7 separate regions of the Mus musculus genome follow, and all the other regions are linked to region 2. A link is a loop called in an ENCODE intact Hi-C map of the cell type or tissue named here. Cell type or tissue: left cerebral cortex. All regions are shown on one strand.

The links. A loop is a pair of places that touch in the nucleus more often than their neighbours do. Peaks named below come from ENCODE experiments on the same cell type or tissue, not always from the same donor. Only the 100,000 strongest peaks of a DNase experiment are listed, where the experiment ranks them.
Region 1: a loop joins it to region 2, with 6 times the contacts of the local background. A loop is called at or near these places in 21 of 42 quality-filtered maps.
Region 3: a loop joins it to region 2, with 2.8 times the contacts of the local background. A loop is called at or near these places in 4 of 42 quality-filtered maps.
Region 4: it touches region 2 in a loop (2.4-fold over the local background); 3 of 42 quality-filtered maps call a loop at or near these places.
Region 5: a loop joins it to region 2, with 6 times the contacts of the local background. A loop is called at or near these places in 16 of 42 quality-filtered maps.
Region 6: it touches region 2 in a loop (2.4-fold over the local background); 7 of 42 quality-filtered maps call a loop at or near these places.
Region 7: a loop joins it to region 2, with 9 times the contacts of the local background. A loop is called at or near these places in 9 of 42 quality-filtered maps.

The regions. Positions count from the first base shown.
Region 1 is chr9:49,491,934-49,495,933 of GRCm38, reverse strand. No RefSeq gene overlaps it. Among named protein-coding and RNA genes, the nearest start is that of Ttc12, 7.7 kb to the right of the region's middle. In left cerebral cortex, a CTCF peak has its summit at 1,809 (motif pointing left); a DNase peak (open chromatin) is centred at 1,796.
Region 2 is chr9:50,169,894-50,173,893 of GRCm38, reverse strand. No RefSeq gene overlaps it. Among named protein-coding and RNA genes, the nearest start is that of 2310003N18Rik, 61 kb to the left of the region's middle. In left cerebral cortex, a CTCF peak has its summit at 1,607 (motif pointing right); a DNase peak (open chromatin) is centred at 1,637; H3K4me3 peaks cover 400 bases; H3K27ac peaks cover 383 bases.
Region 3 is chr9:49,945,235-49,949,234 of GRCm38, reverse strand. No RefSeq gene overlaps it. Among named protein-coding and RNA genes, the nearest start is that of Gm25633, 120 kb to the right of the region's middle. In left cerebral cortex, a CTCF peak has its summit at 2,181 (motif pointing left); a DNase peak (open chromatin) is centred at 2,170.
Region 4 is chr9:49,526,906-49,530,905 of GRCm38, reverse strand. All of the region lies in intron 13 of Ncam1 (neural cell adhesion molecule 1), which reads left to right. All of the region lies in intron 2 of Gm11149 (predicted gene 11149), which reads right to left. Among named protein-coding and RNA genes, the nearest start is that of Gm11149, 11 kb to the right of the region's middle. In left cerebral cortex, a CTCF peak has its summit at 1,788 (motif pointing left); DNase peaks (open chromatin) are centred at 1,743 and 3,316.
Region 5 is chr9:49,615,125-49,619,124 of GRCm38, reverse strand. The region is part of intron 1 of Ncam1 (neural cell adhesion molecule 1); the gene reads left to right. Among named protein-coding and RNA genes, the nearest start is that of Gm11149, 99 kb to the right of the region's middle. In left cerebral cortex, a CTCF peak has its summit at 1,735 (motif pointing left); DNase peaks (open chromatin) are centred at 246, 1,712 and 2,666; H3K27ac peaks cover 1,547 bases.
Region 6 is chr9:50,436,256-50,440,255 of GRCm38, reverse strand. No RefSeq gene overlaps it. Among named protein-coding and RNA genes, the nearest start is that of Gm38579, 46 kb to the right of the region's middle. In left cerebral cortex, a CTCF peak has its summit at 1,967 (motif pointing right); a DNase peak (open chromatin) is centred at 1,973; H3K4me3 peaks cover 341 bases.
Region 7 is chr9:49,795,398-49,799,397 of GRCm38, reverse strand. It overlaps Ncam1 (neural cell adhesion molecule 1), which reads left to right and starts at 329. Exons shown (of 19, transcript NM_001113204.1): 1 at 329-720. The coding sequence starts at 669. In left cerebral cortex, no CTCF peak of the experiment used is centred here; DNase peaks (open chromatin) are centred at 2,141, 2,448, 2,840, 3,350 and 3 more places; H3K4me3 peaks cover 3,217 bases; H3K27ac peaks cover 2,726 bases.

The DNA of each region.
Region 1 (4,000 bases), 680 kb after region 2:
CCAAGAAGGCACCAAAGTTTGTCTCTGGCACAGTGTCTGGTGTCAGATGGATGATCTAAAATACCGTTAGCACACCTTCTGGGCCCATCGTAAGCACCCTATGTATTTCATGTATGACTTGATGTATCTCTTTCCTACTGAACTCCAAACTCCCCCAGGGCACGTCCTGAATCCATCTTGTTCTCGGATTTGATCCACTACCACCGTACACAGCATCTGCGTCAAAGCAGGGGCTTCATAGTTGCTAACTTCACTTCTAGTTCATAAGGCTGCGCTTTGCAAATTACTTTATTAAATTGATTAAGCCACTGATGTCATTGGCATGATCAATCACCTTTCAGTAATGTCACCAGCCCAAGACTGAAGTTTCAGCACCAACCAGCAGTCAGCATGGCTGTAAGAGAGGACACAGTGTCTCTAAGCAGAGGGCGGTGACCACTGCTCAGAATCGAGAAGAGGTTGACCCATCATATACCGAAGGCTTTATTCTGATTCTAGAATCCTTTGACAGCATCCAGCCTGAGCTGTAGCCTGGAAACCAGAATCCAAGAAAGCAGGTGCCAACGTAACAGCGGCCATTGTTCAAGGCCACCTGCCAAAGTCCTGGACATTAATTCAGTTCCAAATGGTCATTGGTAAAGGTCAGGATGCCCAGGGAGGCTGGAGTGAGCAGGGGGCGTGACCCTGAGGGGCCTGAAGAACAGAAGTAGCCATTTAGTCAGCACTTAGCCCCAGAGAGGCCACAGCCTTATTTATCTATAGGTTGGCACTGTGTTGGGTAATGAGGGCATAGTGATGAATCTGGTGAACACTGTCCTTGTCTTGACGGACTTTGCAATGACTGTGGGCTGCAGAGAAACACGGCTCCCACTGGAGTCCTGGCTATGGTACTGCCCAGCTGTGTGATCATGGCCAAGTACTTTTCTTTGCTGAACATGTTTACCTCGTCCATAACACAAAGGCCCCTGCTACATAGAAGTGCTCCAGATGTAGAGGGGAATGGGGCTTGCACATCTGTTTTGCTCAATGGATTTTAGCTTAGAGCAGTCCAAGTGGCTTTGGGCTAGTTATACTAAACAAGGGGTGTACTAAGTGAATATTGGTGGGATGGCCGGGTTGTGGGAGGGAACATTCTCCAGGCCTGGAGAATGTGCTTAACATCAGCTTTCCAAAGGAACAGGCTTCCCAAAGCTTCCATTAGTGCTTCCAAACTGTTCTCCAGCCCCAGCCCCAGCCCCAGCCCCAGCCCCAGCCCCAGCCCCAGCCCCAGCCCCAGCCCTAGCCCCAGCCCCCAACCCCCCAAGCAAGTCCCCAAGGAAGCCCCCAAGCAAGCCCCCAAAGCCCCAAGCCCCAAAAGCCTCAAGCCCCAGCCCCAGCCCCAGCCCCAGCCCCAGCCCCAGCCCTGCCCCCATTCCCAACCACCCCTCAGTCCCAACCCCACACTTATGAAAGGCTCAGCAAAGCCACCTTTTGGTCAAGACTAAATAAAGTTGTTCAACAACGTCTGGACAGCCAGAGTATGGCAAGTGTCCACTAGTGTTTCCCACTGAAGCTAGACAATAAAGACACACCCTCTCTCTTTGCAGTTCTACAAACTGCAGATTTGCCAAAATCTGCAATCCTGACACACTGCTGAAGTCCTTTATAGGCAATGATCTACCAGAGAGCTCCTCTATGTTCAAAATACAGCCGCTCCCAGCCGGGCAGGAGGCTCAAAGAGGCTAAGGCTCCCTGGGGGAAATCTTAGCAACCATTTCCAGTGCTGGGGCCTGACCGGAAAGCACACAGAGCAGACTGGGACTGCCATCTAGTGGCTATGTTAAGAATCACAGGAATACAAGGCCTAGCCTGAAATTTTGGCACAATGGGGAAAGCCATTGTCTTGCAGGAAACCTGAAAATTAGGGTTCCCCTTATGCCTTTCTTCCTTGTCTACTCCTCTCTCCCACATCCTCCTCCTCCACTAAGCTGTGTATTTTGATGATTCCAAAAGAGGTAATGTTATCCTGTGCTGATTTATCCCGGTATAAAAGAGCACACACTTGCATGGAATATGAACACTTTATTACGACAGTAATTCCTGTGGAGGGCTTCCAGTGAGGGTTTCTAGTGTCTCTGCTTCTTCAAAATTCCATCGTAGTTTCCACAACAAACTACTGTAGTGGACAAATTCACTTACCCACATGATGTCTGTTTCTCTCTCCTTCCCTCTGGCCTCCCTCTCCCCTTCTCCTCCCCTCTTCCTCCCTCCTTCCCCCTTCCTTTTACTTTCCTTTGCTCTCTTCCTCCCTTTTGCTCCATCTCTCCTTCCCCTTCCCCTTCCTCTTACCCCTCCCTCTCCCTCTCTTTGTTATGTTGAGTTTCTTTGGTTTTGTTTTATAACGCAGGATGGTCTTGGATTCACTACTCAGCTTGAGTTGCCCTCAATTTTGGCATCTCTACCTCTCCTCCCAATCCCCAGAACTCTGGGTGGGTACCAACCTGGATCCCTCCTATTCCTTCTCTTAGTAATCTTTCTATTTTCTTTGAGGATGCTCTTCTACTCTTAGTTTTGTGGAGGGAGTGTTTATGTATATGAATGCTTGTCTGCATATATGTATGCGTACCACGATCATGCAGTGCTCAAGGAAGCCAGAAAAGGATGCTAGATCCTCTGGAACTGGAGTTATAAGAAACTGTGAGCCACCATGTAGGTGCTGGAAACTGAACCCAGGTCTTTTGCCAAAGCAGCAAGGGCCTGCTCTTAACTGCTGGGCCATCTCCTTAGCCCCATACAGCTATGACTGTTACAGAAACTTCTAGTATAAAAGAAAATATTTGAACCCATAGAAAGAGAAGTCTTGAGTTTCCATGGGCTAAAAGCAACAGGTGGCATGCACATCAAGCCCGACTCAACCTTGAACCCCAGGGATTTGCCTGGCCTGAGAACTCTCTAGAACCAATCATCTCTGCACTTTTCCCCACTAGAGTCAGTGTGCTGGAGAAGATGTATTTAAAACCAAAATAGCTCTATGAATCCCCTTCCCTTAGAAAAGACACTAGGGTGTAGAAATAGGCTGTCGCAACAGATATATGCAGAGTTATCAAAGTCTAGGGGCAAAGTTGTTCAATGCAGTGCTCTGATCCCTGTGTGCTGCGGGCAGTTCATGGGTTGGGACCCTGGTTCTCAGTGCTGTGCATTTGGAGGTAAGGCGTTTGGCTGGTAAATCAGTCATGAGAATGAACCAGGAGTGTTCTTCCACTCCTATTACGTGAGGAGAAGGTGGCTGTCTAGGGACCAGGAAGTGACTCCTCACAAGCTTCCATGTCTTTGGCCTTGATGGTGGACTTCCAGTCTCCAGAATCATAAAAACACAGGTTTGTTTATAAACTACTCAATTTACACTCATTCGCAATAACCATTTGAGCTAAGGCACTATTTTAAGAGCTATAAGTATAGCAGAGAAACTCAAAAGTGACAGTTGAGCATGCTCTCTTGGCCCAACTTTCTCCTGGGGATGTCACAGGAAACAATTTGGAACACAGCAGCTCTGCTGAGGATTAGAAGCAGAGACACGACAGACTCCAACCCTGAGGCTTCCTTACACAGAGTGATCAGAAGACAGGCCAATGGTGTGGTTCACTGAGGACTACACTACCCAGAATCCCCTTTCTTCCTCTCGGCCCACAGAGTCCTGCCCTGTTCTCTTGCAGTTTCCCAAGTCTCTTCTCTCTTTCCTGCTGTGTTGAATGAGTGCAAACAAAACTCTTTTGAAGAATTCACTCCCTAACATTCTAACACCACCTCTTCCAGGATTGCACGGAAGATCATAGTCTCCTTGGGCCATCATTCTCAGATCTTCAGCACAGTTTTCTCCCTGCTGTCGAGTCTCCGGTGTGCCCCAGAGCTGATTAATACCTTTGTTGAATGAGTGAAAGATGAATGAATGAGTCAAAGTTGTGAGAGATGCTAGTGTAGGACCAGAAGCCTAAAGACTCCCTTCGCCCTGTCCCCAAACTTT
Region 2 (4,000 bases):
CAGAAGCCTGTCATTTTGACATGGCTGATTGACAAGTAAATCCCTGGATTTTCCTGTTTCTTCCTGACCACTCCAATGCTTAGATTACAGGCACATGTAGCTGCCTGGCTATTCTACAGAGGGGCTGGGGACTTAGCTCCTCATGCTAGCACAACAGACACCGCTGCCCAATGAGATACCTTCCCAACTCAGCTTTTTTTTTTTTTTTTTAAGATAATTGTGCAGTGTGTCTCAGAATGGCCTCAAACTCTGATAATCTTGCATCAGTCTCTTGAGTGCTTGGGTTATAAGTGTGTGTAACCGCCATTCCCAACCATATTGTGGTTTTCAAGAAGCACTTCTGCTTGTTTATACTTCCACTACCCTTTAAGAAGAAAATGAGATCAAAGCTACTGTGGATATCTTTTAGCTGTGGAAAGCTAGTGTTATTATATAAAGAACCTGCTAAGGTCACACGGTGACTTAAGGCAAGAAGAGACTCAGTACACTGCCTTTCCCCTAGGTCTATCCATAACTACCAGGATGACCTAACTCACCATGGGTTGATCAAGTTCTCATTCAAGTGAAATACTCTCACTTTCTGTAGGAAGTGCTCCTTGTGAGGTGTAAAAGATCCCTCAGTTCAACCTCTCAGACCTGGAGCTATTCCCAAAACTTGAGCATATACAACTTCATCTAGAAGTGCTCAGAAGGGTAATTAAACAGAGCCTTCATTTTCCAGATGAGAGGACTGAGGCTTGGTGTGTGTGTGTGTGTGTGTGTGTGTGTGTGTGTGTGTGTGTGTGTGTGTGTGTGATTAGCTCTACATCCAGCTTTAGATTGAAACTGCACACTTCTAGTGTTGTCTATTTGGTTTATTTCTTAAACTCTTTCTCTGAATATTTATGTATCTACCTTCTGAAGAGACATTGCAAGTGATCTTGAATTCTGCTACATCTGAAGTTCCAGGGTTCACACCCCAGACACTTTTATCCCATCTATAGAAGACTCTTTGTATCTATCTAGTGCCTGGAGGCTGAAACCTGGGGCTTCTTAAATAGTCCAAAGCACAGTTTGTTTGAAAATGGCTACAAGGGCTCTGATCCCCCATTCCCCCTCCAAATAAGGGCTTCTTCTGGTCTTGCCCAAGGACTGCCATGATCCTGTTTATAGCCTCAGTGGGAAACTGGAATTGGTAAGTAAGATTGTTACCCACAGTAAATGGGTAACAGTGATTTTGGTCAGTTGCCAAATAAACTCCCATTGATGTTTCTTCTTCTTCTTCTTCTTCTCCTTCTTCTTCTTCTTCTTCTTCTTCTTCTTCTTCTTCTTCTTCTTCTTCTTCTTCTTCTTCTTCTTCTTCTTCTTCTTCTTCTTCTTCTTCTTCTTCCTCCTCCTCCTCCTCCTCCTCCTCCTCCTCCTCCTCCTCCTCCTCCTTCTTCATTTAATTGATGTCAAAGCATAGACATTGTGCAGGGGAGTCAGGGGAATATCCAAGAGTGACTGATTCTTAATCCTTACCAGTGGGCCATCCTAAGATTTGCAGGGGCCCAATTAAGTATGGCTTCTCTTTAAAATCAATGCACACATCTCCTCCATTAGGAGTTAGTGTGGCAAAGGCCTCCAAATCCACTAGATGGCAGTAGTCGGTTAATCATGTAGGAAGGGGTTGCCTAGAGAAGCAATTCCCAACAGAGCGGCCACGCTCCAGGATTTATAATCAAGTCCAGAATGTCTAAATATAAAGATACTTTCTCCCTTCCTGCATTCCCCAAAGATTACTTTCACTCTTTTTAATTATTATTTAAAAATAACAGCTACTCTGGGCTAGACTACACAAGACTATGGCTGAAAAGAAACAGGGGCATCCAAGCCTGAAGCAATGGCTGGAGAATTCGGGAGTCAGCATAGGTCCAGCTCGATTCAGCTGCCAACTCCTCCTACAAGCAAAAGGTTTCTTCCGAGCTCTTTCTAGCCACCACTCTGCAAGCTTCCAGGCCTTCAAATCAGAGACCTCATCCAGACCATGAGCCCCAAACCACAATTTACCACATAACTACGCTGAGCTCTGAACCAAACCCTAATATTAATTTATGGGACCACAAAGCCATTACAAAGTTACGTTCTATTTTCCTTATAGAAAGAAAGGGAAGAGGGAGGGGGTGAAGGGCAGGGGGGGGGGGGGATAGGAAACGAAGTCATACATAGGAGAGATTTGAACTGAAATCAAATCTGTGTGTTTCCTAGCTAGCGCTCTGGAGCAGGGGCTTCAGGAAGTTCTCTGAATCTGACCTGAACCAAGTGTATATTGCACAGCCCCACTCCCCTGGCTTGAGCCATGGTTCTCTGAAACAACCTTGTTTTCCCTCTGAAGCTGCTTTCAACGCTATCCTGGCCTCCAATACTGGAGTCTCACAGTAGGGTTGTGTGGAATTGACCCTGGAATAGCCTTTTACAGAGACACCCCAACTCTTTTATGAACACTCCTTATTAGGCCATTTTCTTGTTGGTCTTTGTCTTTTCTTTAGCAGCCAAAGAGTCTGGTGGTTGGATCTGAGATTTATGTGGGACACTTGGCTAAAATATAAACAGTGGTTTAGAGAAGGGGAATCTGCTTCGTGTCAAAAGGAAGACTAGGCTTGGGGCCTCCTGGAAAGCTAGTTGGATGCTTATCCACAGAACAACATTTCTGTCACTAAGGATTCTGGCCCAGGCTAGCTGGCTAGGGCCTGGCTGCAGAGCACAGTCAGGTTCATACCATGTGTTAGACCCACCCTTACCTGGGTTAGCAGGGAGGGAGCCCAGCACTCTGTTCATAATCATTTGTGGCCAACAGTGCTTGGCTTTCTGCAAACCAATCACATTGTGTGTGTATGTGTGCACTTCATTTTACCCATTAATTGAGTAACCCCCTGAGGGCCATGAGCAATACAACCAGGTTTTATAAGGTTTGGAGTTCGTACAACTCTGAGGGAAGTGGGACTATAAGAAAATGAAGTCAAGATTCCAAGGATAGTATTAGACAACAATGAAAATATTGATTTAGAATGACACAGACTGAATCGCACTCTTACAGAATGGCTTCTCCAGCCAGGGAAACTGGATCTCTTCTGAATGGAGGTCTTGGGAGGCATACTCTGAGAGTTTCTAGATAAACCGTTCTTCACAGTGCCCTGGTGACGCTGAAGAGGCTCACATCCCTTGTCCAGGGTCAGACTTAATATGGGATCCAATTCAATTGCGAAATCAAAACTTTTGACTCTCATGGTCAAAATTTGCCCTCCCAGCACACAGCACAGAGACTGTGTAGGATTGTGAACTCTAGGGCGGCCTGAGCTACATAGCAAGCCTCTGTGTCAACAATCAAGGGCTCTAGTCATCTTTATCATCTCTTGAGTTGGTGTGTTTCCATTACAGTATAACATCTCCCTTTGTCACCAGACTGCTCCGGGGCTCTAGGGTTACACCTTGGAACAGTGCAAAGCTACTGTTGGTTTGAGTTAAAAAGGAGTTCTTTCCATAGTTGTGAGACCAAGAAGAAGCAAGGTGAAGGTGGAGGGGCTAATTCCCCTGGAGAGAACCCACCTAACTTATCCCAACTCTGATAGGATGCAAGCTCCATTCTTGTTTGTTTGTTTGGGGGTTGTGTCACTCTCTGCTGCCTAGCCTGGCTTTGAAGCTGAAGCAATTCTAGGTATTGGGATTACAGGTTTGCTGCACCATGCCCAGCTGCAAGCTTTGCATTTTTCTGTTGCCCTGAACCCTTGAGGGGTTTGATCTTCAGCAAGAAGATAACTTCCAGGGGGTGGGGAGAGACTCCATGAGAGGATGATAGGTCTTTCTGAGGCAGTGGCCTATCTGGGTCAGTTCTGGGCAAGATCCTGGGGCCTCCGAATGTCTGAATGACCATGTTCAGTTTCATATGGAGGTTTGCCCTTGGAGGCCTTTCCCCTTTCACCTCTGATTGCCCTCCCCCTTAGCACTCTCCTCTCTCTCCTCCCTCCTGCTCCTCTTTGAGCAA
Region 3 (4,000 bases), 220 kb after region 2:
CTATGGGTTGATGGAAGCTAGGGATCTGTCTGTATGGCCCAAAAATGTTTACCAACCACATAGTCACAAAGATGAACGTTGCATTCAAAAGAGGGCAATATAAGGGTACTAACGGGTCTAGAGATGGCCCAAGATAACTTGATTCTGGACTTGTAGCATGTGAACCTCTCTACCACAGTGAAGTTCTAATCAATCAACCAGCGTTACAGAATGCTCAGGGTAAGCTCTGGCTCTTTTCTGGGAACTCTGGTTCACAATGGGCTCACATTAGTACAGAAACTCGGATTCCTAACTAAAGCATCTGGCTTGTCTTAAGGTTCCATGGGCAGGAAGGACTCAGACAGCAGCTTCTGGGTTCTTCCAAATGCGAGGGACAGCACAAGGCACTGCAAGAAGAACTGCAGGGCTGCCCTGGAACTGAGAAGGATCAAAGCATGCCTAGAAGCCCAGATTTTCTCATCCTGGAGGGTGGCAGGAGTTTGGCTGCTTCCCCACCTTGCTCTGGTGCCAAGAGATGCCAGCATCTAGGCTTTCTTGGGCACTGGGTAGCCCCGGTACACATAGCAAATGATACACATAGCTCATGTGTCTTCAGGGTTATTCGGGCTGGACTTATGCCATTTATCTGACCATTGGACTGAAACATCCGAGGCTGGATTTCTTTTCTATATAACCTTATAAGGTTCCTTCCCCTTGGCCCCTGCTGCTCCTGAGTATGCAAATGAAGCACTTTCCATGTTCTTGCCTCAACCAATAACATACCACCACATGAGCCCAACCAGCCATTCTCCCTAGGGTATAAATATCACCTGCCTCCTCTTAATAAACCATCCATCCTCCATCACAGTCTCCCATTCTCTCCCACTGTACTCACCTCTGCTCAAGATCATCTTCCAGCCCCACTGTGCTTGGGCTAGTACTCAATAATCTGACCACACGAGGACAAAGCAGGATTTGAGCCAGGCAGGGAATTCTCCACTGAAGCAAAGCACCTGCATCCCTCTCTGTTATGGGGAAGGAAAACTTCATATTTGCTTATTCCTGAAGCATGCTTTAAATCCCCACTGTCTCTTAAAAATGTTTATGTGAGGGTAGGAGTGTGTGTGTGTGTGTGCGTGTGTGTGTGTGTGTGTGTGTGTGTGTGTGTGTGTGTGTGTGTGTGTGCGTGCGTGTGCCTGAGTACAGGAACTAGAGTTACAGGCAGTTGTTACAAGCCCAATGTGGGCACTGGGAACAAAACCCCCATCTTCTACTGGAACAGCAGCACATGTTGCTAACCGCTGGGCCATGGCTCCAGACCCTTTAAATCCTCTCTTAATTTCCAACAAATTAACCGCGTATGATTCCTTTATTTAAGCAGCCTGTAGGATATGTTATAAGAATATCAGAAAACATCATGGGACCCAGGAGTCTGAATTCACTTGAGTCTAGGAATTACTGTTGCAGCAAGGCATCTGACTGTCTGTGACCTCCCCATGTCTCACAATCTTGCCTTTTTCCCTTCTGGTTTATTCTGTCCCTGATTTATACTATGATGACTTGACATTCTTCACTTCTTTCATCTAGTTATTGATACACATGTCATATAGCCTAGTTAAAAGGAGAAGGAGAAAGAGAAGGAGGGAGAGAGAGAAGGTGAGAGAGAGAGGGAAAGAGAGAGAGGGGGAAGGATGGAGGGAGGAAGGGAAGGAGGAGGAGGAGGGGAGAGGGAAAGAGAGAGGGAGAAGGATGGAGGGAGGAAGGGAAAGAGGAGGAAGAGGAGAAGGGGGAGGAGGAGGAGGAGGAGGAGGAGGAGGAGGAGGAGGAGGAGGAGAGAGAGAGAGAGAGAGAGAGAGAGAGAGAGAGAGAGAGAGAGAGAGAGAGAGAGATCACGACGACCAAAACTCTCAGGACAAAGAGAGTCTCAGAGCCCTTGCCTATCAGTAACTTGTGCAAGGAAGTCTTTGTAAGGAGGCAGCGCCCTGCAGCCTTGGGTCGCAGAAAAGGTTGAAGAGGAGGCAAGTCTTCTTGTTGGAAGAGGAGGGAATCTCGGGAGGAAGTTGCACACTTACAGCAGCTCAGCCATTCGCACTTGTGCAAATGTGCCAGTGTGAGTTCACACTCTGGCTTCCAGAGCACTGGAAGGTAGAAACCAGTTCTAGTCTGCACAATACTCCTAGAAATCAGGCCAGCTAGACAAGCTCCCTCTTCTGGCCTTGTCTACAAATAAAGGATTCTTTCCTACAAATTAAAAAAAAAAATGTTTCTTGGGTTTGGGAGATGGCTCAGTGATTAAGACAGTGGTTCTCAATTTGTAGATCATGACCCCTTTGAGAGTTGAAAGACCCTTTCACAGAAGTCACCTCAGACCATCAGAAAACACAGATATTTGCATTATGACTCATAACAGTAACAAACTTAGGTTAAGAAGTAGCAATGAAAATAATTTTACGGTGGGGAGTCACCACAACATGAAGGACTGTGTTAACAGGTCACAGAGGTGGGAAGGTTGAGAGCCACCAGGTTAAAAACACTTGCTGCTCTTCCAGAGGAACTGGATTTGGTTCCCAGCATCTACAGTGGCAACTCATAACTGCCTATAATATAGTGCTGGGGCATCTGAAGCTCTGTTCTGGCCTCCATGAGCCCTGCATGTATGTAACACACACATATGCACCCAGGCAATGCATTTAAACCCAGGGAAAAAAGAAACTTGTTAGTTTTTTCTCTAAATAATTAGATGCTTGCTCAACAGCCTTATCTCTCACACAATGACACACATGTAGGTTCCACAGCTACATCTTGTCGCTTTTGTATTTCTTCTTAATTCTCCGAAGTACTATCCTATCTCTGACAGCGAGTGACTGAACGATCCCAGAGGACATGTTCCTTCTGTTTGCACCTACTGACACTGCTTTGAGAATGATGAGGAAAGAACTCCTCATGGGTGTTGGGAAGAATTTCTTGCTTCCTTCCAAGAAAACCCAAGATTTATTCATAAATACAGTAAAGCTTTAAAATGACAACTAAGCATAATAGGTAGAGAGAGAATTGCTCAACAAATCTTTGCTAATTGCCTCAGAGACTCTTGGGATTCTGCTCTGTATCCTTCCTGCTTCCTGTCCTTGTCCAGGACCACTGGTCTTCCACTAAGCAGAAACTTCTCTCTACCTTTTAGTGTTTTACTTACACTCTACCCTCTAGTCATTGGTGTACTGAGATTTGCTGAGAGCTCTGCTTTCAAATGACTTCACTTCTAAACCATTTTTCTTTCAAAGTAGCCAGATTTTATAATCCAAGCCAGGGAAGTTAGGGATGCCCGAGGAAGAGGAGAATCACTACAGAGTCACCTTGACCTTGGGGTTTACTCATCTGTACCTTAGAGATGCTTCTCTAAGAAGATGAAGTTGAGACAAGTGCATCTACAGAGAAGGTCAGACAGATGAGTTTGACAAGGCAGATAGTTCTGAATTAGGCATTAGATGGTGGCCAAAACCTGTAAAAGCACATCATTATTTTAAATTCCTATTAAGCCTCTTTTGGGGAGAGGGAACGGTGGTGCTAAATGATGGTGCTAATTTCAGGAAGTAACTGAGCAGTTATAAGTACCCTAAATTAATTGATGGTTTTAAGGAAGAAATAGAATGTAGGTAACACTGCGTCATAAACCCATCATTTGGGAAGAGAAAGACTATTAATTCTCATGATTCCTTATACCACAGGACAGAAAAGTAATAGTTCAAGTTGTGTATGATGAAATCTAATGCTGTGGCATAATTTTTTCTCATCGATCGGTTCCCAGCCTATCTCGGTTGATTTATGAGAATAACAGGAGGGAGTGCTCACTGCAGGATGGCCAGGGTTGGAGAGGTTTATGTGAAATACTGGTTTCTAGAGTTAATAGATTTTCAATTATGGCCTATGGAATCGTGTTACATCCGTGCAAGCAGCAAGCCTTTAACTGAACCACTCCTTGCTCCCCAAACCTCACTGACCCTCCAGAGTAAGTATCAGAGGAGAG
Region 4 (4,000 bases), 640 kb after region 2:
CTTTGTTCCTGGTCTGAGTCACACTCCCTGTATTTGTTACCTTGTGTGTATCCCCTCTCCTCCTCCCTCCATTCACAGTCACTGAGGACTTCCTCTTTGTAGCTGTGGCAACATGACCCTAAAGCCAGTCCCATTTACACCCAGACTCCTGGACTTGCAGAGGAGGCACCTTCATCTCCAACAATGACTTGTCTCATATTTTACGTGGTATGCAACGAAATAGAAAAGTCCCAAAAACCTTGCAAGCCACAGTAATAATTTGATCTATGTTAAAAGTTGGTATTGAATCTGTCAGTCTTTGGAAAGAGAATATTGGAAGTTTAAGATTACTAAATCTTAAAGATTTTGGGACTCCCTGCCCCAAATATATTGACTTTTCTCTCCTTTAAGTTGGCTTCCAGCAGGGGTAGACATCTTTCAGAGTCATGGTGACTGCTAAATGGTTAGTGGTCTAGAAAAATAGCCCCTGGGACTTCCCTGTAGGATGCTAAGTGTATGCAGATGTTGAAGTTTGAATTTGAAATTTGATGAGATTTTTAAAAACAAATTTGGCTATTGCAGTGCACTGCTGTGATTCAGGATAAAGTGGAGCACAGCATTGAAACTAAGAAATTTGTTCACTCCTGAAGAGAGGTCCATCTTCAGGAGTGGTCAACAAAACCCAAAAAAGGGAGGAGGGATAAGAGAAGTTAGCGCAAGTAAAATTTATAGAATAAGAGAGTGAAGCTTTTTAAGGGCAGCTCCCACCTCCCTCCCCTGGTCATTAGTAAGGATTTAAGTGACTTGGGCCTGATTTCAGATGCTTTAAATAAACTAATAGTATCGCTCTTGTTAGTGGATCGTACATAGAACAGCTGATGAAGTCAGGTGTTTCCCCATTCCACTCTCTATCCATCTGCTCCTACCCAAAATCGCCTGGGATGCTTTTAACAAGTACCGGAAACTCTGCCCATCAGCCAGACGCTATTTACTATGTTCCATCATGAAACACTGAATGAAGAGAAGAGAGGTTAAGGCAGGGACTGAATCCCATCCCCCATCATCAAATAGCTGTGGTGGAGAAGACACTTAAGTCCCTACCACAGGGCAGCAGGGAGTGAATTTGTTTGGGTGAGCTGAACTCTGCATTATGCAAACTAAGATTCCCCTACTGCCCCACCCTCACCCCTTCCCATATATCCGAACCTTTAGCTTGAGGTGCCTCTGCAGAGAAGTAGCTTTATAGGCATTGTCCAAGGACTATGTAAATGGGACTTCCGGTTTCCCACCATCAGCATGAGTGTGACAAGCCCGCTCCCCTGTCACTGTGTTGCATGTCTGAGCATGGCTCCCTTCACACCCTTTCATAATGATCTTTTTTTTTTTTTTTTTCTTCTTTAGCTACTGACCCTGACTTGTGTTAGGCAATGCTGGTTCTGACGAACTAAATTCTTTAACACCCACTCTTCCTTCTTAGATTGAAAACATCACTAACCGCCCCTTCCACGCCCTCCTTTATTTTTATTTTTTTACAGCTGTGTGTTTGGAGCCTCGGCCTCTGACAGGTCGACACAGACTTTCTATTCTAATTGCCTTTGTTCCGAAGGATCTCGCACCCTGGCGGCTCCCAGGGTAGAGAGGTAGCTGTAGCCAAGGTCCTCAGAGAGGGGCAGTGGAGTATTATCAGCCTGAAGCCTTCGAGTAGGGACCGGATCTCCAAAGGTTACCAGTGTGAGGGCAGGAACATCCCAGTAGCCCACTTAATACCCACACCAATGTTCATGAACTAGTGAAGTGTGGCGCCTCCTTGTGGCTCAGAAGGAGTAGCAGCGTTCACTCGGTCATAGTTATTTCTGTCCTAAATTCTTCAGCCTGGATCAGCCCCACAACCACAAGCGAAACCTTCATGGTCAGTTTTTTTTTTTTTTAAGGGCAATAAAACAAATATAATTGGTCAATTAATCCGTTGGTGCTTTCATGCCACCCACAAGAATGGAATCGGTGTTTTTGTGGCTCAGTCTGTCAGAGTTCATTTGTTGCTGTCTAATTTGCATTTTGTCATCCAAATCCCTCCCTCCTGCTCCCAACACACATTCATAATTCCTAAGAGAACTGGGCAGGAATGGACTCCGCACCAGGTGCCTCAGTGAGCTCGGGTCCCCCCGAAGTTCAAGGTCAACCTTGGGTCTCTGCTAAGACCTAAGGAACTGAGACTGGAGAGACAGCAAACCACCTTGGTTCCATTCCCTGTACCAACACGGAAGTTCACAACCATCTGTAATTCTAGCCTTAGAGTATCCGATGCCCTGGGATGGCACACATGACATTTGTGCAGGCGAAATACCCATACCCATTTTAAATAAATAAAACCCCAAACTGGCCACATCCCTACCCACATATTCCATATTCCCTGAAGTCAGGGACTCAGGTGGCAAAGGTCAGGTCACCTTAGCACAGACATCTCTTTAACTCTAAAGAAAAAGGCCACTTGTCTCCAGAGACCTCATTTGAGATGAACAGTGCCGAGTACAAATTGTCACCTTCATCTTTAATATAACTGAGCTAAGCTTTAGAAGTATGGGAAATCCCGGGAGGGACCCCAGAGGAGTGTCAGGGAGAGTTATAAAGACCGAGAGCAGACAAAGCCTACCTCACATTAGAGTTATTCATTTGATATCTCTAGCTAAGAACTCCATTTCAGGACAGAGAATTAGTGGCCTAATCACTCTAAATCCTGATTCCCCAAGGCAATTTGCTAATCCCCAAAGGACCTGTCAGTACTGTTCCTTGATGGAACCGTAATGTGTCTGAGCTGGAGACATGAAACAGGCTTCCCATGTGAATAGGGAAATCATCCCATTTTGGACTCGTATAAAGAGGCATAGAATAAAAAAGGTATACCCAAGGTTAAAATTGCCCGAAGAAATAACAAGGGAAATGGGAATTGGGATAAGCAAAATATTCCGTGTTTTTAATTCACAACAACGATATTTGATAGTAAAAATTCTAGATTTCAACACAAACTCTAGACCATTCAGTAGTTATCCATGTGTAAAGCTGAGACTGCAGACCTCTGTGCAGATAGATCTGTTTGAAAGAGAAGGCACAGTGAACAAGGGCTGAAGAGTCGGCTCAGTTAGTTAAGAGTACTAGTACATTTGCAGATGACCTGGGACAGTTCCAGTCCCCACACTGAGCAGCTCACAACTGCCCGTAACTCCAGCTCCAGAGGCTCTGATGCCCCCTTCTGACCTCTGTAGGCTCCCGCAGACACACAATACATACATAATTAAAAATAGACATTGAAAAATGAATGAGCAAAGAGGAGGCATGGAGCCCTTGAAGGGCTGTTTGTCCCTTGGTCTTTCATGCTCAGCACACTGTTGGCACTGGGCCTCCCGGAGCGGGGCGGGGCTCCCGCTGTCCCTTCACAGCTCAGAGAGGTTTCTTCCCCAAGCCCCAGGCTTGCTGTGGTTTGTGTTGTAAAGATTCTTCCATCTCCAGAGCCCTGCAGATGAGAGGGAAGGCACGCGGCAGACTTGGATTTAAGGAAGGGCACAGAAGCCCAGTAATTCCACAGGAGGAGCCTGTAATCTCCAGGGCCAGAAATAACCATTTCAATTACGGTTTCTTAAGAGGGCGCTCAGCAGCCTGCCTATGGTGTATCTGACAGGACTCGGCCTTTTTCATACCATTTTCTTCCATGCGTGTATGGACTTATGGTCTGCTGGAAAAAAATATCAGAACTGCCCAGAGCATTTGTTATTGGTTAAGGTTTATTTTTAAAGTAGCGCTGTGTTCAGCTTTAACATAAAATATTTGAGAGGGAAAAAAAATTGAATCCTAGATGAAGCTAAACTCAAAAGGTATAATTAACCCCAGGGGTCTTCTTAAAGCAACATGCCTATTGCTGATGAATGGCAAACCAACATTTACAAATAATTACAATATTGGTTTTTCTGAAATTGCCCATAATGATTTCAATCACAGCAGCAGCCACCCCAGAACCTTGGGACCCCCT
Region 5 (4,000 bases), 550 kb after region 2:
AGCCCTAAACAAATGAATATTTGTTTTCAACCCTTAAGGTCAGAGCTCAGGCTTTGCAACTTTGACACACCACATGTGGAGGTCCTGGTGGTGAGGCCCTGTCTTTGCACATGGTACTCAAGTGTAAAAGCTGTAGAACCTTGCTGGGGCCATGGCACATTTCCACAACTCCGCGTTTGAGCTCCTCTGCTTGAAACATGCCGGCTCCCTTTCTTTTTATAGCAAACGGAGACAGCAACTGTCACACATGGCCTGGCAACTTCTCGTCTCCAAGCCAACATGTGAAAGGAGTCAGGGTAATGTGTTCTAAAAATATTGGTGCAGTGCTGAAAAATGCATATTTCCAACATGTTCTCCTTCAGATCCCTTTGCCTTGGCAGGCAGGCAGGCATTACCTCTGCATGCTTTCTGCGCTGTGCATACCAGGCCCATCCTTAGCCAGGGCGACTTTGCCATTGTTCATGCTCTTCATGAAAGTGGCACCAGTAGATAATCATAGAGAATTTTAAATATTATTTAGTGGTCCAGCCAACAAAACTATTGAGGCTGGGAGATGGCTAAGTAGGTAAAGAGCTACCCACACAAGCACTGAGTCCTGGTTTCTGATCTCAGCACCCGTGTAAAAGACAGGCATGCTGGCATATGCCTGTAACTCAACTCTGGGTATGACAGAGACAGATGGATCCTGGGGACCTGCTGGTCAGCTAGTCTAGCCAAACAACAAGACAGGCTCCAGGCTCGGTGAGAAACCCTGTCTCAAAAAAATAAGTGGACAGAGGTAGAGGAAGATACCCAAAGTCAATATGGTGAGTGCAGCCATCTATAAATGAGCACATGGATGCAGACATGTACACAATGATAAAAACATATACAAATTCCAAAAGCAAAACTACTGTATAGTCACTATTATATTGTCACATATATTTGTATATATATGCACATATATAAACATATGTGTATGTGTGTGTGTATGTACCTGTACAAGTACATATATGCATATATAAAACCTTTGGTCCCTCTTTTAAAAAATGTGAAGGGCAATGTGTAAGCAGACAGGCAAGTAATGGGGCAGGAAGATAGTCAAAGTGACAAGTAAAGATGCACCATGTGACATTAGGGAAGCGCTAATGCACAGCAGGAGCTTGTGGGAAGAGTGTTAAGAATCAGGGAAGACTTAATTGAAAAGACCAGGCTTTATGTAGGACTTCCTAGAGAGGGCTGCCATCAAGAAAGTGTTCCTTCCAGCAGAGGAAAGAGAGAGGACAGGTGTGAAGTGCCTTGAACCGCAGGCAGCACAGCATGCCTAGGACAGGGAGCATGCTCAAGGAACAGACTGCAGGGAAGATATGGGACATAGCTTCAATGAAACCCAGAGACATCTTTACATCTTACATTGGGAGCTTTGACTCAAGCATCTTGTTAGGTGGGAGACCAAGCCACCTCAACCCCCCCCCCCCCCAAATGGCATCATGATACCTGCACAGTATACAGATGGCCTTGATATCAGTAGAAGAATGAGTCCCTGAGACTTGACCCAGAGCAAAGAAACCAGACACATTAAATAGCCACTGGTCCAGGTGAGAACTGCCCAAGCCTGAGCTGGGACAGTTCCACTGATGAAGTTCTGAGGAAAGGCACAGATAGTGAAGCGGAACAACTGGTAACTCCGAGTTACTTGAGGTAGAAAAGCATTTGCTATGTGAGCAGATGATGAGATGGCGCCCCCTTGAGTATGAATGAGAGAACAGGCTTGAATGGGAAATACAAGGATGAGTTTTGCAAAAGGCAGAGGCTTTCAGATGAAAATTGAAGAGGTCATCTGTCTGTGAGTCTAAGAAGACAGGCCTGGGCTAGAGGAGTAAATTTAGGAGCCTGTCTTCTGGGTATAGGTGTCTGTGATGTCAGTGGGAAAAGAAGGAGCAAAAAGGGTCAAAAAGAGCTATCTTTGACAATCAGGTCTGGGTTTGAGGTCTGTGTCTACCCCTGCTCGCTAGGCAAGTAACCTAAAGAAAGTTGTGTAGCCACACTGAACCCCACTCTTCTCCGTGATTCAAAGGAGGTGAGAATACAACCTTAAGAGGCTTCTTAGAATTTGATTGTTAATTAAATAAATACAAAATTCTTACTGTGTGTTTGAACCTAGAAACACCAAGTGGACATCATTCATGCTTCCATCCTCATGTTAGGGTGGAGCATCCATTAGATGTGTATAACACAAACAGTATTACTGAAGATACAAGGAAGTACAGCACGGGATAATGGATGTCGGGGCTCTGGCACTATTTATATCTGAGTGGGTCCTCAAGTAGTTCCAGCAAGAGAACTGACATACATTGTCACTTTCCGTGACATTGTTCAGACAGACTCTGATTGGCAGTGGCTCAAGGAGAAAGTGGGAAGGATGAGTTTGTTGATAATGATCAAAGGTTGCTATTTCAACGTCGAGCTGTTATGAGAAATAATGATCTTGAAGGCTAGCTAGAGCAGACGGGTACTTGAGGAGAGGTTTGGGGATTCCTAGATGAGAGTCCTAGGCATAGTGGTACACCGAGGGATGGAGCAGGTGGGGAGAATACAGTAAAGGAAGAGGAAAGGAGACCTCTAGGGAGACTGGCAGATGCCAAGAACGAGCCCTTTGCTGAGATAGCATAGGAAGTGCGTGAAGATTAAATGGGATAATGCATTCTGAAGTGCAGGGAGCAGCATATGGTGGGTACTTAAGAAGCTGTTGACAGCAGAGTCACTATAGATAGTGTATTAGTCAGGGTTCTGCAGAGAGAGAACAAATGGAGAATGCACATCAATGTATAAGAAGGGATTCATTTATGATTCATTGAGTCACAAGATTAAGGTTATGGTAAACCCCACAACAGGTTTTTCTGAAAACCAGACACCCTAGGCTGACAGTTGTGTGTTTCAACCCAAGCCTGAAGGTCTCAGAACCAAGGAAACTGGCTATATAACTCTTATTCTATTGTTTCTTTAATATTTGTTTATTTATTTTGAGATAGGTTTCTCAGTGTAGTCCTGGCTGTCCTGGAACTTGCTCTGTAGACAAGGCTGGCCTCACACTCAGAGATCTGCTTGCCTCTGCCCTCCGTGTGCTGGGAGTAAGAACATGTGCCATTACCCCCTTGAAACTCTAATTCTAAAAGCCTCGGAGAGTAGGGCTACAGGTCCAAGTCCTGGAATCCTAAGGTCAAGGAACCTGGAGCTCTGATTTCTTAAGGGCACAGCAGGAATCTCTGTAAGCTCTCAGAAATGGAGGGCATTTTGCCTTTCAAATTCATCTTTTCTGGACCCTCTACTGATTATATGTTGCCCACCTGTACTAAAGGCAGGTCTTGTCCTCAGACTTGCATACCATCTCTCCGGGGTCATCTCACAGATACCCAAAAGCACAGTGAGGATAATTTCTAAGTATTCTTTACGTCAGTCAGGCTGATACCCAAACTGAGACACCAGAGATAAACACATGCATAAGCATTCACATATGTACCCCACAGAGAAGTAAGTCTCTCTTGGGACTCACCTAGGGGGAACTAAAAGTCCCTTCTGTCCCCTTGTTTTTTTTATCAAGAAAGTAAATTGTCTGCTGAGACAAAGGCAGAACTCTAAGGTCATGAGGATAAGAAGGATGGTTTTTATTGTTGTTGTTGTTTAAGATATTCCTTTTTATTGGATATTTTCTTTATTTACATTTCAAATGTTATCCCCTTTTCTGGTTTCTCTCTCTCCCAGAAACGCCCTATCACATCCTCCCTCTGCCTGCTTCTATGAGGGTATTCCTCCATCCACCTACCCACTCCTTGCCTTCAGTTCCCCTACACTGGAGCATCTATCGAGACTTCATAGGACCAAGGACCTCTACTTCTCCTCCCATTGATGCATGATAAAGCCAACCTCTGCTACATATGCAGTTGGAGCCATAGTCCCTGAGAGCTCTGGGGGGTCTGGTTGGCTGATATTGTCGTTCTTCCTGTGGGGTTGAAAACCCTTT
Region 6 (4,000 bases), 270 kb before region 2:
AAGGCTGTTGTGAAGACCGCAGAAGATAAGACACACGATGAACAGTCTTCATATCTTTTACCTGTCTGAGCTGTGTAGGGTGACTGTGTTCACTCACAGAACAATCACTGTATCATGGCGGAGTGCTGGCCTCCGTTCTGTGGACGAGTCTTGGCTTTCATAAAGCGCACATTGTCTCAGGGAGACAGAAAAGAAGAAAGCTGAAAAAGAAGCAGGCTCATTGCAGACATTGAGGGGATGCAAGGGCAGGCTGATCTGAGGAGAGTGTTTGGGTATGGGGCCTAGTGGGCTTCCGGATGGGTAGGGTGGTTGTACTGGAATGGGGATTCCAAGACTAAGCGCTTAAGCCTGCTAAAACCTGGAGAAGTGCCACCGGGGCAAAGAAACCAACAGGACAAAATATATTGTGGTGGGAGGAGGCCTGGCCAGTTCAGAGGAAGAGAGAAGGTCTTTGCAGCAGAGCTGGGGTGCGTGGGGAGAGGTGAGACCACATGTAAGGGTAGCGCCAAGCTGTTCCCAAACCTGGAGCTGAGGGTTTGGGGACCTGCGGTGACCCCACAGCTGTGTTGGATGCTAAGGAGTCACATGTTTAGACAGTCCCACAGAAAAGTCGAAGGCCTAAGATGACTCTATGCAAATGACTCACCAGCTTAGGACGCTGTATGGTCGCGGCGGCAGAATCCATGCTCCTTTTGATACCTGAGTTTTCAAACTCAGTTGATAACTTTTGATGCTGACTTTTCAGGGGTTGCTGAAAGCCAGCGTACTGGTCACTTTTCTCACTAAACACCAGACGAGAGCAATGTAAGGAAGAAGGAATTTGTGGATAAAACACGGCCGCAAGGGCATGAAGCCTATGGTTTCGTTGCATCCACAGAAAGAGAGAGCAGCGCGCCTGCGCTAGAAACCTGGAACGTCAATATGGGAACCAAGGAGGCAGCCAGTGTCTAACTTACTTCCAGGGTCCGAGAAGCTCTGCAGGATTCACTAGCCACACACCCCATTCCAAAGTAGCTGTGACTAAGAATGAAACGAAACCATCCCTTCCAGTTTGCATGTATTCTTTTCTTCTAGTGGCTACACAGTCTTTAGGATACAGACTTTAGAGTAGGCTTAACTAGGTAGGAGACCCAAAGAGGCTGCTGGGCAAGTTGGTGAAAATCTTTCTTATCCCAAGGGCAGAGGCTGCTGTCTGTTTTTTTTTTTTTTTTCCCCCATAGACTCAGGTGTGTGTGTATATGTGTGAGCCTCGGCGCCACCTATCTCTCCTTCCCAGCACTGGGGTTATAAACATGCATATGTAAAGCTCTGTTCCTGGCCCCGCCCACTTCAGTTGCACAGCCTCCAGTGCCTAGCATTTCCGTAAGTCTGGCTCCTTGTCTATTAAGCAGGGTTAATATTTATTTTTTTATAGGCTGTTGTGAAGACCGCAGAAGATAAGACACACGATGAACAGTCGTGTATTTGAGTCAAAAAGGTCATTTAGATCTACTGCTCTTGTGGGTCTCCAAGCTGCCTTACTGTTGGGGATACCTGGGGGAACTTGTGATAGTATTAATTAGTTTATTAATTAATAGCTTCTTGGTTTCTGCTCTGGGGAATTCTGACATTTGCATCTGGGTTTAAACGACCTTTGCCTGTATTTCTTTGTGCCCCCAGGATGTCTCAGCTAAGGGCTAGCTTCTAGCTTGCCCAGATTTGTAGGTCCTGGTGGCTATGAGGTACCTGGGAGCCAGGTGTGTGGTCTTTAGGGATCGATCTGGGCTAAGAAGGGCGAGGGGTACGCCTCTGGAAGGAACCCAGGAGAAGCTAGGCATAACACATACATCTGCAAGTCCAGTTTGCAGGGGCAGCACTAGTGACCTGGATAGGACAGGAAGATGTCTCCTTCTTCAGGAAGCTTCTACAAGTAAAGTCTTCTTGCAGGGCCAGGGCCTCCTTGAGAGCGCTGCTCTAGACAGGCAACCGACAGGTGGCAGCAGCGGCCCATAAGCAGCCAGGGTGCAGCCCCAGCAGGGAGGACCACAACACCAGGGCTCGGGTGGGCGCGGCTCCTCTTCTGGGCATGGGGCTAGGCTGACCCTGCAGGGAGAAGGGTTCCTGGGGGCGAAGACGGTCTCAGGTGCAACGTGAGGCAGTCCGATGCGTCTGGGAGGGGGCTGGCTTGGGAGCTGGAGTTAGATCAATCCGTGGGGCATGACACACCCTGGTTTAGTCCTTATGATTTGTGGGAAGCAAGTCATGGAGCTAGGTACCCCCAGGCTTAGCCAGGGTCCTTGGTACACTGCTGCCTCGGTGTGGTGTGAAGACTTGTTTGGTTTGTGTGTATGTGGGGTAGGGGGGGCAGGGGAGAAAGATTAAAAAGAAACCCCTGGAGATTAAAAAAAAAAAAAAAAAGAAAGAAAGAAAGAAAGAAAGAAAGAAATACTGCCCTTTCTTTAAGACTCCTTAGAGCTTAGATTTCTCAGGCTTAGTCAAACCATTCTAGGCAAGAGAAAGGTTAGTGTAGAAACTGCAGATGCTAATAGGATGGGCGGTCCTTTAATTGGTCCCTGCCAGGCAAACCCAAGACCAGCACATTGCCTGGGAGGGTCAGGATTCTTTTTATTAAAAAGCTGGTTGCCCTGGAGGAGCCTCCATCGGATCTGTGAAGGTTTAGGGGGGTTGGTGAGCTCTGAGGACAGGATGGTTAGTTTGGTGTCTTTGCTTTATTCTCATTTAGTTTGTGAAAAAGGCAGTCTCTGTTCTCATACTTCAATAAATTATGGACTTATTCTCTCTTCTCTCTCTCTTTTTGGATTAGGGAAATGGCATGGTAGGCTCCAATGAACTTTAAGCCAGAAATTGATTCTTCTCTGCCATTCATCATAGTAATTGGGAAAAATAATTTTCCTCAGACTCATTTGTAAAATTGGGAACAAATGTTACCTGGGAGGATGGTTCTTGTACTGTCTGCCTAAGTGCTCTCTGGTGTGTGACCATAGTTACTGTGGAGAGCTGTCCCTATAGCCTGAGTGAGATATGCTAGGGATGACACTGGACAAGATGAACATGGGTCATCATGAATCTGGCATCAGGTGGATCTGCCCATGGGTGTGGAAGGGCCCACACTGACCAGGATAATGCTGAGCCTTGGAATCAAGCTTCAGGAATCTTTACAGAGAAGGAATGGAAAGAACCGATAGGCGGCGTCTTAGTTAGGGTTTCCATTGCTGTGAAATCCTACCATGACCAAGGCAATTTTTTTTTTTTTTTGAGACAGGGTTTCTCTGTATAGCCCTGGCTGTCTTGGAACTCACTCTGTAGACCAGGCTGGCCTCGAACTCAGAAATCCGCCTGCCTCTGCCTCCCAAGTGCTGGGATTAAAGGTGTGCGCCACCACGCCCGGCACGACCAAGGCATCTCTTAGAAAGGACAACGCTTAATTGGGGCTAGCTTACAGGTTCAGAGGTTCAGTCCGTTATCATTAAGGCGTGAAGCATGGCAGTGCCCTAGAAGACATGGTTCTGGAGAAGGGGGCTCTACATCCTTCTACTGAGAGCTCTACATCTTGATCCAAAGACAGCCAGGAGAAGACTATCTTCCAGGCAGCGAGGAGGAGGGTCTCAAAGGCCACCTCCACAGTGACACAATTCCTCCAACAAGGACGCACCTACTCCCAAAAGGCCCCACTTCCTAACAGTGCCACTCTCTGGGTCAAGCACATTCAAGCCACCACAGGCAGCAAGGCCTAAATACCACTTGGAGATGGGTTCTTTGCAGACTTCTTCAAGGAACTTAATGTTCTGTTCATAACAAATATAAATATTCTTGTCTGTTGGGTGGGAGTACCTCACTGCAGAGGCCAAGTGTTACTTTAAAGACCAGCCCCTGCTCTCCTATGTAATGCATTCAAGGTTGTGGCCACGATGGTACATTGACTAGAGTCCAGCAATGGCACCTTACACTTATGCACAGGTAGTACTGAATGGACTAGTTAAAAAAACAAAGAAGAAGAGGG
Region 7 (4,000 bases), 370 kb after region 2:
AGAAGAAGAAGCAGAAGCAGCCATATGCTTTTTATTGCAAGGACTTTAGTAACTAAACTGGAGGGGGGGGTGTCCACAACTTTGAAAATCGAACCGAATCTAAAATTCTTTTTCCCCCTAATTATTAAAAACGTTCAAATTCCTGATTAAGGAACGCCGGAGGGCAGAATGATCTCCAAAGACGTGAATGAAGGAAAAGGGTGAAAAGAAATCCCAGCTCTGCCTGGAAGGTTCCCTGTGAAAGAGCCCGGCTCCCTTGGTAACTCCAGGCCGCGTTTTACAGGCAGCCGCATCTGCCTCCCCTGTCTCTTACCTCCTGGATGTTAGGAACTATTTGTGGTCGGCGTGGTGGAAGGACACAGTGAGGCTCTCACCTCCGCCCCCCGCCCGTCGCTCGCATCCCCAGTTCCATCAAAGCCAACCCGGGCCAGCGCAGGGATCTCCGAGTTGCGAGTGTGCTGAGGCTGGGACTGTCACTCATTCTCCGCTCAGCGCGTGAACGCAGCTCGGCAGTGGCTGGCAAGAAACAATTCTGCAAAAATAATCATACCCAGCCTGGCAATTGTCTGCTCCTCGGTCCATTGCTCCGCCGCCGTCCACAGTCGCTTGCAAGGGGAAGGCACTGAATTTACCGCGGCCAGAACATCCCTCCCAGCCGGCAGTTTACAATGCTGCGAACTAAGGATCTCATCTGGACTTTGTTTTTCCTGGGAACTGCAGGTACATTTTAATTTAATTTAATTAAAAAAAATCTACATCGGGTCTGTTAATTGTCCGCTTGCCCCTGTCTTCTCTCCCTATCCCCGAGAAGCCCGGTTCTTTTGGCTGGTTTTGTGTGTAAAGCAAAGACAGCATTTTCACTGAGCTGAGAAGGGAGCGCATCGTATCGTCCTTGCTTGGCCAGCCAAACCCGTGCCCTCCGGGACGGCGCTGGACGCGGCTGCCTCCCCGCTCAGTGGCGGCCGCGCACGCCCTTCCCACTTGTGTGCCCGCGGAGGTGGGACAGGGGTATGGGGACCGGGATGCTGCCGTGATGGGCAGCGCTGCTTTCCCCTTCCCCGAAGGCGGGTGGCGGATGCGTGGCTCGGGTGGTGTCGCCCCCCAGGCTCATCTTTCACCTAGAGGTGTTTGTCAAGCTTCGAGAAGAGTGAACAATAAGGCTGGGGCAGTTTTACCCCCACCGTTATGTCCCGGGCTGGGGTAAAGTGAGGCTTGCAGCCTTCGCTTACTCCCCCGTCTTCCCCGCCCCGAATAACGGTTTGCAAAATGGGGCAACCACCGGCAGCACCGCAGGGCCCTGTGGTCGTTCCTGCACCCCCGTGCAAATGACGTTAGTTTTTCATTTGCCAAATTGCTGGGTAGTTGCAAAACCTGCCCTCGGCCGGGAGCACGGAGGGATGGGAGGGTCCAGCGCCGCGTTTTGACAGGAGGAAGTGCAGAGGGGCGGAGGGTGAGGAGGGCGTGATCGGGGCTGCCTGGTTGTGTGTGTGTGCGCGCGCGTGTGCGCGCGTGTGCCTTTACACGCACCGAGAGCCTAGGGTTGCACGGTGCCAGCGAAGAATGGCAGGTAGCCAGCTGCCCAAGACACCTCTTCCTTTCTCTGGGCGATATTCCTGATCCTGGCAAAGTGTGAACAATGGGGAGCTCGGGAGAAAGACCGTAGCGACGCTGTCGCGGGTGGCGAGGGCTGTGCCACCGCCCAGAGATCCTTAGCATTCGGGAAGGGGGCGCATTGCATTTTGGCTATTTCCATCTCGGCTTTCCCTGGAAAATTCCTCAGTGTGCCCACCCTCCCTTCCAGCTGCTGCCCCTACCCCACCCAAGGATTTGTGCTTTGGCGTCCCAATGGACTGGGAGAGGGGGAAGCAAAGGGCACTGGGGCCGCCGAGAGCTGGGTGGGATGGGCCGACAGCTGGGGCGGGGGGGGGGCGTGTGCTGCCAAGCACCAGCTGAAAGCAGGCTAGGCGGAGGAGACCGCGCATGGCTGTGGCTTCTGCCTGGTGTGGCTGTACTGGTCCAGATCTCTAAGCCTTGGGTGTGGAGCCCACAGAGCGGCCCCGGGAGCACCCAGTGCGCCCCCCTCCGAGGGCAGCAAGAGAGCAGAGCTGGGCCACCGCCTCCAGCCAACTCTGATCGGCGACCAATCAGAGCGAGGCTGGCTGGGCGGGAAGCCGCGAGAGGCTTTTATTGCGGCGCGGGTGGCGCCCAAGCTGCCAGGATGGTCCCCGGGTGTTCTAGCTTAACGGTCTCGCTCGCCTCCCGTTGGGAGAGACCCCGCCCTGTTACTGCCCCTAGCTGCACGGCCGTTTTCGAGGACGTAAAATGGAGAAGGATAGGCCCTGGGACATCTCTTGGTCCAGCTAGCTTATTCTCGCCCACTCGTGCTTCTTTCTTGGCGCTTTGGAGCATTCAGGCTCCCTGTCCATGGCGCACAGTTGCGACGGAGCGCTTCGCTTGCGAGTGCAGAAGACAGCAGCTCCCAAGCTGTGTCCCGGAGAGCAGACGCGCCTGCGCTGACCCTCTGGCCAAGGACTAGACGCTGGGGTGGAGGGGCGTGGCGGGGTGTGGTAGGGCGTGTCTTGACAGGGCGTGCCAAATGGGTCCTCGCCACCACCAAGCCCTGGACTGGCAGAGGCGTGCCCTTCCCTGTGGTGCTGTGGGTGACCTCCTCTTAGGGTGTGTTTACTGAGACCATCCTTCTGGATAGCAGCATGACAATGGAGACCTAATCTTCCATGATGCGTCTTTTTAGGATCTCCTTGTGGTCTTCTCCATAATGGAGATGGGTGTAACCCTCAGTGTTCCTATCCTGGTGGGAGCTGAGGGAGGGAATCCTACAGTGGCGTGATACTGGATGCTCAGGCAAGACTGGCATCCTAACCAGTGTTCCCTGGAACGAAAGAATCCTTATTCTGCCCCTAAACCCAGGCGGCGAGGACGAAGAGAAAGAAGCACATACCAGCCTGTTTAACAAAAGAAAGTGGTTTTACAAAGAGAATTTTCAATTAAAGTATTGTTTTAACCAGCTTAAAAAAAAATCTAGAGAATTCAGACCAAAGGGTTTGGAAGGATATAAAAGAAGGATATATATGAATATCCCCCGTCATTAAGCTGCAAATGCTGTAGAGTATCCACAGACAATGGTATATATAATTCAAACTCTGTTATTGGTGAGCATGAGAATTTAACATATAAGAAACGCTATCCATAGCACTCGTTAATAAATATCCTGGTGCATAGCAAATGAATCAGATGTTGTAGGTGTCTTCTGCCCTTTAGAAATAAAAAGGCAGCTTGCATAATTGCATAGTAAATCTGAGATTGTGGAAGCAGCATTTGTTGCATGCTGGCTGGCTGACTGAATTCTGTGCTTGAACGATCTGGAACCACGTGCTTAGTTGACAATTTTAGTCCTTTGCTAGTCGAACCTGAAAAAGTTAAGGATTAGGCAGCACTGTTTTTCTAACAAGATAACACCAGACTTAGAACAAAGAGCAAATTTAGTACAAAAGGAAACATACATAAAATATACCTCATATCCCTTGCTAAGCAGTTGAAGATGCTGTTCAAAAAGGTGTATTGGGAGAGTAATTACACAGACCTCTATTCTTTTGACATTGGTTTTCATTTACAAGAGGAAGTGTAAAATTTGGACAAAATTTAAATGACTGTAACAAAGCCATACTTATACAGAAAACCTTTCGCCACTCACAGCCTTTTTCAAAAACATGCTGCTGTCCATAAAGTTTAGCTAAAAAAACATTGAGATTAACTTAGAATTCGTTTAAATTGTAACAAGACTAAAGTCAAATGGAGATTATAATCTAGAATTGTGGAACTATGGCCCTCTTTTTATTTAAGTTGCTGTTTGGCTATTTGGGGACAGTATCCCTTAGTGGCTTAGAACTCAATATCTAGACCAGGTTGGCCTTGAACCATTTTAGAATCCTCTTGCTTCAGCTACAGTGCTGATAGTACATCCATGAGCTACTAAACCACT